Linked DNA regions of Homo sapiens: region 1 is linked to region 2. A link is an interaction called in ENCODE POLR2A ChIA-PET data of the cell type or tissue named here. Cell type or tissue: PC-9. All regions are shown on one strand. Links, peaks and the distances in the headings refer to the core of each region. The heading gives the core; the rest is flanking DNA. Region 1 overlaps DNAAF9 (dynein axonemal assembly factor 9). Region 2 overlaps ATRN (attractin).

Region 1 (5,372 bases), core at 307-5,306, 340 kb after region 2:
TCTGTTTTCACAAAGGAAATAAATCCACTGGAACATGAACAAGCATTGCGGGCTTTGATGCCTGGACTCAGAGAGAATCTTAATGTTCTTTTTCTCAGCACAAATCAAGGATGCCAGTAACTGCCAAAGAGCCAGACAATGCCAAAGGCCATGGAATACATTGGGCATATCTGAGCCTGACTCAGCTTTTGTAGACGGACATAATTGGGCAGGACTTTTGATTCTGTGAATATTTATGCTATAAATCACCTATTCTTTTTTGGATTTTTGTTTTTGTTGTTGTTTTTAAAGGGGGATGAGTCTTTCCTGGGCACTTATCTAACAGGAGGAGAAGGAGCATATCTTTATTCCAGCAATCTACAGTCCTGGCCTGAGGAAGGTAAGGAGCTATGACTTTAATGTTTTTGGCCATGTCTGGGTCCCTCATTTGCAGATGTCAGCATGGGTGTTGTAATTAATAATACATCTTCTATTTGAACACAATTGTGGTACAGAAATGTTTTCCTACAGCTTTTCTCTCGACCCACCCACTTTGTAGATGAGGAAATTTATGCTAGGAAGGGCTGATCACAGAACTGTACCTGGTCCTTTTGTTGCTGCCTGAGGTTAGTTAGCTCTCTCAATGGGCTAGGGCAGCAGCATTTCCAGAAATAGAATTTGTGGACCTAAACAGAAGCTGGATTCATTTCTCTTGCTGTGTAACAAATGACCACAAATTTAGTAGCTTAAAACAACACCCTCTTATTATCTCACAGTTCTCCAGGTCAGAAGTTCAGGCAGGCTTGGCTGGACCCAGATCTCTTGAGGTCAAAATCAAGGCATCAGCCAGGCTAGGCTCTTATCTAGAGCCTCTGGGGAAGAATCTTCTCCCAATCTCAGCAAGGATGTTGTTTCCTTTCGCTTGTAGGAATGAGGTCCCCATTTTGTTGGTGGCTGTCAGACAGGGATCCTCTCAGCTCCTCCTCCCAGAAGTCCTTGCTCTTGTGACCCCCTCCATCTCAGCTATAAAGAACCTTCTTGTATTGAATCTCTCACACACTTTGAGTCTCTCTAATTCCTCTTCGGCTATCAGCATGTCAAGTTTTTGCCTATCCCAGCCCACCCTCTGCCCCCCATAATTCATGTCCCTTGTTACCTCCTCCCAAGGGTCTCATCCCATTATGGCTACAGTTCAAAGTCCTAAATCTCATGGGCTTAAATATCTAAAATCTCATGATCAAGCTCATCTAAGTCCCATGTAAATGAGGCTTGGGAGTGTAATCTGTCTACAGCTCCTGAACATAGTTCTCTCCATGTCTGTGGACCTACGAAACTAAAGAGACAAGTCATCTGCCTGCAGCCCTCCCAACATGCAAGGTGGGACTGGCATAGACTTCAGGTTCACAAAGAGGAAAAACAGAAGGTAAAAAGGAGTCACCAGCCCATGGCAGCTTTGAAATTCAGCTGGGCAGACTTCAGTTCCTTGATAAGGTTTCAAGGCCTGGGAATAATTCTGGCTCTCAGCTCTGCCTCGGTGCTCTTGGTTCTACCCTGTTTGCTCTTGGTTTGCTCTGGGCTCATGGCTCCACCCTCTGAGCTTATAGCTACACCGCTGTCATCCTTCCTTTTTCAGTGAAAGGTAGTACTTTGTTTGTAGCTGAGCAGTTTTAACAGCCTGCCTCTTGCCAGTAGAATTTTGAGGGTCCAACAGTCTCCTTCAATTTTATATGTTATCTGTCCCTTTCAATCCAAACTGGCAGTGTTTCTGCTCATATGAAATCCTCAAAAACCTTGTTGGTCTTGCATGGATTTTACAGGGATTTACTGCAAGTTCCTCTTTGGCTTCCTCAAAATAACATTTTCTTATGACTCCTGTTCTTTCCCTGTTGAATATAGCCTTTATGTGAGGGAGGAGTTCTGACTTACTCTACAAATTCCTCAACCTCTACTAAGCAAATCCCCTTTCTGGATGATTTGTTCTTCTTGTTGAAAATATTCTATCCGGTGGCAAATTCCTCTCCCTGTTCTCAGATCACTGGTTCAGCTTCTGCCCCTTCATTCACACAGAAGACAAAGCACAAGGAGTTCTGGTTTTCTATCCACATACTGCTGGAGTGGTAATGGCATTTGTTAACACATCTGTCCCTGCACTTCTGCCTCTCCAGATCCTGGTGCAGAGAACCCAGGAGTTAAGAACATTTGCTGAAGGCAGGGAGTATGTGGTAATACTACCAGCCTTGAGGCAAGATTGCATAGTGTTTTGAAAGCAGATTGTAGGCACAACACAGAGGTGGTTTGTGCTGTGTCATCCTTGAGCCAATTATAATATTTAGCCGGGATATTTGCCAAAATTAGTTTGCACCTTCTTAGCAGAGGGCCTTGTTAGAAAAATAGTCTTGCATTGTATTGAGTTATCCAGCAAGATTCAGTGTATCCTAAGGTCTCTGTGCAAGATAAAGGGCACAGCCAGGGATTTCTGGAGGCTTATTAGTCATAGTCTTTTGATAACTTAAATTTTAAACTTTCTTTGTTGCTGAGGGGAATCTAGTTTGAATTAGGAGATGGTTTTCTGAGGCAGGGAAATTGAATAGAAGCAGAGAATTTAAACAGGAGTCTCCCCTTCCTGTGGATAAGCATTTTACCACTTTGGGATTCAGATCAGGAGCTGATGTAGGTTTTGTGGGGCTTGAAGTTTGTACCATTTGTGGACTCTCTTGAGGAAAATACTACAAAATGATTAGGGCTCTTCTTAGAGCCTTAGAAGGGGACTTGGGCAGGTAAGGGGTCCTGAAGTTCAAGTGTCTTTAGTGTCTTTGTCTTTATAAATCTGCCTTTACTTGGGACTGTGATGAGTTTGAAATTTATCTGTTCCCATCCCCTGAAGGTACTTATCTTCAGCTCCTCAGGATGCATTATCTTTATTGATCTTCATATCCTGAGTCCCATAGAAGGTGAAAACTCGCCTGATGTTGTGCAAGTTGTTATTTTTTCCATACTTTTTTTTTTTTAAAGCCCCCTCACCCTGACTGAGATGTAGTACAAGTTAATGGCAGCATCTAGAGGGTAGTCCAGGTCTGGAGGATAGTACAGGTCTTCTGATTTTTCACCCAGCAATTACTTACAGATGAAAAGAATAGTACTTCCTGGCAGGGTGTGGTGGCTCATGCCTGTAATCCCAGAACTTTGGGAGGCCAAGGCGGGCGAATCACCTGAAGTCGGGAGTTCGAGACCAGCCTGACCAACATGGAGAAACCCCGTCTCTACTAACACTACAAAATTAGCCAGGCGTGGTGACGCATGCCTGTAATCCCAGCTACTCGGGAGGCTGAGGCAGGAGAATCGCTTGAACCTGGGAGGCAGAGGTTGTGGTGGGCCAAGATTGTGCCATTGCACTCCAGCCTGGGCAACAAGAATGATCTCTGTCTCAAAAAAAAAAAGAAAAAAAAGAAAAAAGAGAATAGTGCTTCCTTTACCTTGAAGTTTTTTTCAGCTCTAGAACTGTTTCTCTTCACCAGTTAGTGGTGTCTGCTATCACAAGATGTCTTGCTTTTCAACTTCCCATTCATTCGTGTCCTTCATGTGCCCTTCTCTTCCCCGCCCTGCTGTCTGTGGCCAGGCAGGCTGCCCAGTACCTAATCCTCAGGAACCTGCTTTAGAGTTTTACCACACATGCCTATATACCTAGACAATATCTTATTTTGAACTTAATACAAATAGAATCATAATGTAGACCTGCTTTTTTTGCTCAGTATTCCTAGGATTCATCCAGTTTGTTGTATGTAAGCCATATAGCTTACTCATTTTCATGGCCCTATAGTATTCCTTTGTATGAACATGCAGTATCATTTTGACTCTTTGTGGACATGTGAGTTATAGTTTTTGTGCTAGGTGCAGTGGCTTGTGCCTGTAATCCCAGCTTCTCAGGAGGCTGAAGTGGGAGGATCACTTGAAGCTAGGAGTTCAAGACCAGCCTGGGCAACAGAGTGAGACTCTTGTTTCTACAAAAGAATTTTTTAAATTAGCCAGCATCTGTAATCCCAGCACTTTGGGAGGCTGAGGCAGGAGGATTGCTTGAGCCCACAGTTCAAGACCAGTGAGACCCCATCTCTACCCAAAAAAAAAAAATTAGCCAGGCATGGTGGCATATTCCTGTAGTCCCATCTACTTGGAAGGCTGAGACTGGAGGGTGGCTTGAGCCCAGGAGTTCAAGGCTGCAGTAAGCTATGATCTCACCACTGTACTCCAGCCTGGTTGACAGAGCAAGACCCTAACTCTAAAAAATAAATAAGTAAATATAGGCTTTTTTTGGTATTGCAGACTGTACTGTTATGAGCATTCTTGTGCATGTCTCTTGGTCCACATGGGCAAATGTTTCTGTAGGGTTGGAATGAAGAGTAAAAATTTGGAATTTTAGTATGAGCCCACATATGGCTTTTTTTGATGAGGCCAGACTGTTTTACAAATTGATTGTCCCAAATTATACTTCCAGCAGCAGCATACAGGTATTTGAGTTTTTCCATATTCTGGCCAACACTTGCTGTTTTGCCAGTTTTGCCACTGTGGTGAGTGTGCAGTGCTGTTATTATTAGGATTTTAATTTACATTTCTCTTATTATTAGTGAACCGTCTTTATTTATTGGCCAAGCTATTATACTTCCCTTCTGTTAAATGCTTGTTCTTGTTTTTTGCTCATGTTTCTTTTAGATTGCCTTTTTCTTGTTTATTTTAGGAATTTTTTTTTTTTTCTTGAGACTAAGTCTCACTCTGTTGTCCAGGCTGGAGTGCAGTGGCGCAATCTCAGCTCACTGCAGCCTCTACCTCCCAGGTTCAAGCAATTCTCATGCCTCAGCCTCCCGAGTAGCTGGGACTACAGGCGTGCACCATCAGGCCCAGCTAATTTTTGTATTTTTAATAGAGACGGGGTTTCGCCATGTTGGCCAAGCTGGTCTTGAACTCCTGACCTCAGGTCATCTGCCCACCTCGGCCTCTCAAAGTGCTGGGATTACAGGCGTGACCCACTGCGCCTGGCCTATTTTAGGAATTCTTTCTTTCTTTCTTTCTTTCTTTCTTTCTTTCTTTCTTTCTTTCTTTCTTTCTTTTTCTTTCTCTTTCCTTTCTTTCTTTCCTTTTCTTTTTTCTTTTCTTTCTTTCCTTTCTTTCTCTTTCTTTCTCTCTCTCTCTCTCTGTTTCTCTCTCTTTCTCTCGATCATTAGTTCGTTTGTTCATCTTTCTTTTCTTTCTTGATGGAGTTTCACTCTTGTTGCCTGGGCTAGAGTGCAATGGCACGATCTTGGCTCACTGCAACCTCTGCCTCCCAGGTTTAAGCGATTCCCCTGCCTCAGCCTCCCGAGTAGCTGGGATTACAGACATGCACCACCATGCCCGGCTAATTT
Region 2 (5,372 bases), core at 110-5,109:
TAGGGATTGGGGTGATGCAGCCACAAGCCAAGGAATGTCAGGAGCCACTGGAAGCTGGAGGAGGTAGGCACAGATTCCCCTAGAGTCTCCAGAGACTACAGCCCTGGCAACACCTGCATTTCAGACTTCTGGTCTCCAGAACTGTGAGAATCAGTTTCTCTTGTTTCAAGACACTGAAGTTGCGGTAATTTGTTCTGGCAGCTCCAGGAGACTAATAGCACTGTCTAAGATCATTAGAGTTTGGTTTCCATTACTCTACCTAAAAAGGTCCTGGTTTATACACGGTGTTAAGTCTGGCCAAGCCTCAAGGCTGAGTCCAGCTGTGGCCCCCATGACCAGGAATGGGTCATGCGTTGTTCCTCCACATCTGAATGTCAGCCTCCTTGTCCTGCCAGGGCGCTGTCGGTTTTGTGCATGGGCTTTGGGAGACTGCAGTCCTGCCCCCACACTGCCCTCCTGTGACTGGGTCTCTGTTACCTGTTGCCTGGCAGGTGGCTGGGAGTGGAGGTGATGCGAAAAGGCAGGTGCTGGAAGCATCTGTGGATTTATTACTGGAAACTTCACGGCTCATGAATGTCCATCCTGGTGTGGAGCCCGGTGATTAGGTGCAAGGTTGAAGTGGAAACCACTTACCGCCCACTAAGCGAGTCAGGCCGGGCCATGCTCACAGAACCAGCTCATTTTTGCATGAAATGTGGACACGGGTTGGTGGAATTTCCAGAGGGCCAGGAGGACAGGGGCTGTGCAGGGCTTTAGGAGCAGTCTCTCAACCAGACAGCAGCTTGCCAGTGAGCCTGGCATGCTTGTGAGCTGAAGCAGAAAGGCACAGCCCTGCCTTGCCGGGCTGCTGGGAAGCCCTGGATCGGAGGATGTCTCGGGAAGCTGCTCTGCTGGGGGCCTGTCTCTCCACACCCAAGCGAACCTTCAGTTCAAGGCAGAAGAGAGAGAGAAAAATTAAGATGAGGACACACACTAGAAAGTAAAACACACACAAACTCAGAAATGGAGTCTTCAAGGGGCAGGAACCAAACGTGGAAGGAAAGGCTTACAGGGCATGCCAGTGGGCCCTGGCAACTCCATCCAGCACATTTGAGATAGCCATCGGGATCTTCCGGTCTATGGCTTTCTTGTTTCCAGGACACAGGGTGGAAGGGAGTTCTTGTTATACAGCTGGTACCTGCAGGGCTGCAGGGCGTGTGTCTGTTCAGACGTGACCCATACAGATGCCAGGAATGACACTGCTGTTGTTGACAGAATTTGTCAAAATGATGACCAGCTGATGATAAGTTTTAAGGAAAACGAAGTTCAGTTTTCCCTTGATGTACACAGTAGTTGCACTGCTGGAAAGCTGGCTGTATATTAAACCAGCTCTCAAGTACTTTGTGTTTATAACTGGGTTAGGTTCTCCACGCAAACAACTGGGAATGGACTTTTTCATTCTCAGAAATATCCAGCAGGCCTACCAGGCATGCTGCCCCCTCAGGGCCTCTGCACCTGCCATCCCTGTTTGGAATGCTCTTCTCCCAGACCTCCACATTCCTTCCTGCCCCCTCCACTCATCGTTCTGCTCAGCTGTCACCTTAGCAGAATGGCTTCCCCTGGCCACACTATGTTAAGTAGCAATCCCCCCAGCACTTTCTACCCCTAACCCTACTTTTACCTTTCTTCACAGAGCTTATCTGACATTTTATTATCAACTCCCCTGGAGGACATGGAGTTTTCTGTTTTGTTCATTGCAAAATCTCTGATCCTGACACAATGCCCTAGCCCTGATGTGCTCAATAAAAATTTGTTGAATAACTAGGTGAATAAATCTAGAGAATTAATTAATTCACTTAAGCAGCATAAAACAAGATACCTAATTCTACTACCTTTGGCCTATAGTGCTCTGTTCCACAAAGTCATTCAGGGACCCAGTCTCCTTCAATCCTGTTGTATTACCATCTTCACCATAAGCCTTCAAGGTTGATGGAGACAGTGGAGGAGACACTGTTACTGTGAATGGCCTTGAAATGACACATCATTGGTGAGGGCTGGTCCCAAGGCATCTGGGTAGATGCCACGGGCCCAGGCCATGCAGTCGAAGCTGTGGACTCAGGAAGAGGAAATGTGTGGTAAGCATCTGGCCCAGTTTGCTATTCTGATCACCAAAACCAGTTTTGTGCTTCCTCTCCTACATGGGTCACAGGCACCCTCTCCTAGGGGGACAATACGAGGTCACACCCCGCCCAGACCTCCAGGTGATGCAGCCTCCCTCAGGTGGCTCTTTGAAGTCCACAATCCTGAATTAACAAGACAGCTTAATCCACCTCCCACCCAGCAGGTAGTGATGAGAACAGGCAGGACACCCTCCTAGGCCCTCCTACCCAGGAAGGAGCGGGTGCAGATGCAGCAATTGCTGCTCTGCGGTGTTTTTGCAATCCTGCTGGGCCCTGTCCTGGGCTGGGGGGAGTCCTCGCTCAGGCCCAGTTCTGCTCTTGGGCCCACATCTGAGCTTGTAAAGCCCTCGCTGGACACAGCTTTCACAACCATTTTCCTGCCTGAAGGTGGATTTAAGACTTCCTCAATTGCCACCGTTTTTTTTTTTTTTTTTTTTTTTTTTTAAGGCTTTGCTAATGGTTTCTTAAATTTACTACATCTTTATTTATTTCCAGGCAGGTCCAGGGTCAGTGACTACATTCATGGTTTGTTCCTGGAAACAGTTCTCATGTCAGCTTTTTCTTTGCTTCCTTAACCACGTGCCCCTCCCTCAAGCTGGTGGCTTTGCAGTTTCCATGCTCCAGTGGGAAGACCACACCCTTCATTGGATGGTCACCATGAGGCCCAGTCACTGTGTTCAACTAAGTCTCATGGGGCCTTTGTTGCTCACCTGCACCTCTTACTGGTTGGAGACTAGAAGCAGTTGGCTTTTCCAGAATTGCAAGGCCCTGGTTAACATCTTTCCATCTTTTTCCCTTCTGCTTGTAAACTGGCTAATTCTTTCTTGAAGTAAACTTTTTCTCGTGATGCCTCGCCAAAAGCAGCCAGTAACAATCAACACATATTTGTTGTTGTTGTTGTTGTTTATTCCCCTCAAGTCAAAAAGTCAGCAGACATGGAGTTTGTTTTCCGAGTTATCGAGTGAAACGGCCTTACCAGATGTTTTGCTCCGCCTGGCAGGGACCTCAGTTGTCCTGCCAGCTGCACCTGTCTTATCACTGCTCGCCACCTGGCCACACGCTGAGCCAGTGCCATGTACTTAAGGGTTTGGTTACATGTGCACTGCACTTCAAAGTGCTGATTTGTATATTAGTGAGAATAAGAAAAGCTAACTAGTGTAACAAAGCCCCAAATCTCAGTGGATCAGCAGAGTGAGTTTGCTTTCCAGTGATGCAAAGGCCAGCACAGCTCTTACTGATCAGGCGGCCGGCCTCTAAGGGGTGACTCAGGGACCCACAGTCCCTCCAGTCTTTAACATGTGATCCGTAGGAGAGTCCCCTGTGGGAGCATTTGTGTGCCACGTTTGGAATTGGTGCCCATCACTTCTTCCAACCTTTCCTTGGCCATGGCTTAGCTTGGTCCCAACCTAACTGCAGGGAGGCTGGGAAATGATGAGCTGTGGGCCCAGTAGGTTTGGTAAACACAGCATTGTCTCTGCCACAGTACCACCAAATCACAGGGTTTCTATCCTGTTACTGTTGGTGGCTCTCATAACCCTCCCTGGAAGAGTTTCAAGGTCCTTCTCAACTTGTTTGCAGCCACTAGTCCAGCCATTTCCCTCCCTAAGCCAGACCTGAGCTCTGGTAGGCAGGCCTCCTCCAGGCTCCTGCCCTCACCTCAGGCCCTGGCCCTAGTACCCTGCCATCTTCCCCTACAGGAGTGACCGTCTTGTGTTTCCTCCTTCTTTCAATGACCTCATCCTTCTGGAAGGAACTGCTAGCACTGGGAATCTGCACTCTGCACTGAAATACATGACTCTGACCCATTCTGAGGGCAGGAGCCAAATAAAAGGGGGCAGGACACACAGGAGGCCCCCAAACAAGGCCTTGCCAATGGGAGTAACTTCCTCAAAACTTCAAGGCCGAGGAAAACACTGGCCACGGCTGAGACCTGTCAGCACACCTGAGATTTAGCAGTTTGGAGACAACCTAGAGGACATTCAGGAGCCTGTGAGGAGAGCGCAAAGTGGAGGGATAACAGCACCACTGGAGACAGTGGTGTGGTTAGTGGAGCAGTGAGACGGCTGTCCATACCTCACTGCTCAGATCTGTCCCTGCCCCCACGGGCCCAGCTGCCCTGTAGGCACACAAAGGCTGTGTGGAAGGTCTGTGGCTCACAAGCTGCCTGGAGGGCTGTCTGAGGTACCTGCCAGGGGTTTTCACCCTCACCTCCGTTAACTGTCAAGTGCTCCCTCTGACGCAGTCTGAAAACTGGTAAACGCTTTTTTTTTTCCCTTAAGGTTCTAATGACCAAAATGTAAATATAGGCAAAACAATGCAAAATCAAAATGAAACACTCAGAACAAAAGCCACATTTTTACCAGATCTACTTTTATTTCAGAAGGAAGTTTGTATTATAGTATTTACTTTTGTTTATATACAAGTTCTTCACATTTGTGTTTAAAATGCACAGACCTCCCTTAGTTCTCTTGTTCCTGCTTAAATTAGCTGTTATTTTACAATACAAAAAATACCAAAAAATTGCAGTCCTAAATGTATGTATAACACCCACAATCCCCGCGATGAAATAGTTTACAATACTTACTCCATATTTACATGAGTGTAATAGATGCTAAATTATACATATTAACAAACTAAGCTTGAATCCAAACAAACGAAATCGTAAATAACTATAAAACAAAAACATTTCCAGAGCCAGAATTAGTTCAACGAAACAGGCTTCACTAGTGTTTAGAATGTTTTGTGCACAAATTCAGTTACTGAAAATCAATTCCATTACTGCCTTTAAAAGATGAGGTGCCAATTTTCCTCTCCATTTCAAAACATCTCCTTGTAGGCAGGGTGTTTGACTCTCATCAAGGGGCAATATCTCTTGGTGGGCCTGGCTATCTAGAAACCACCGCAATGGCTGGAGCCAAGTTTGGTCAATGGGGTAAACATTTCAGAAGGTAGGCAGGGCATGCCCTGAGGCCAGGAGGCCTCTGCCGTCCTGGCTGTGTCCTCAGGATGGCCAATTCTCACAGAAACCACCACAAGGAAAGATCTCCTGGGATGACAGGGGTGTGAGGACTTGGATTTTGTTTTAATTCTAAAATCTATTTTTACATCTCAGTCACTACCCTAGCATTAGCTTAAGTTAGTGTTTAGCAAATACTTGTTGAATGGATGGATGAATAAATGAAATGGAAGGATCAAAGATGTTCATGAAAACAC

Evidence for each region. Peaks named below come from ENCODE experiments on the same cell type or tissue, not always from the same donor. Only the 100,000 strongest peaks of a DNase experiment are listed, where the experiment ranks them.
Region 1: POLR2A ChIA-PET joins it to region 2 with 5 read pairs; 3 of 35 experiments call an interaction of 5 or more read pairs at or near these places.

Annotation. Positions count from the first base shown.
Region 1 is chr20:3,310,040-3,315,411 of GRCh38, reverse strand. It overlaps DNAAF9 (dynein axonemal assembly factor 9), which reads left to right. Exons shown (of 37, transcript NM_001009984.3): 20 at 292-379. Among named protein-coding and RNA genes, the nearest start is that of SLC4A11, 74 kb to the right of the region's middle. In PC-9, for the core only: no CTCF peak of the experiment used is centred there; a DNase peak (open chromatin) is centred at 2,231; H3K27ac peaks cover 2,132 bases.
Region 2 is chr20:3,650,259-3,655,630 of GRCh38, reverse strand. It overlaps ATRN (attractin), which reads right to left. Exons shown (of 29, transcript NM_139321.3): 29 at 4,513-5,372. Among named protein-coding and RNA genes, the nearest start is that of GFRA4, 10 kb to the left of the region's middle. In PC-9, for the core only: no CTCF peak of the experiment used is centred there; no DNase peak of the experiment used is centred there.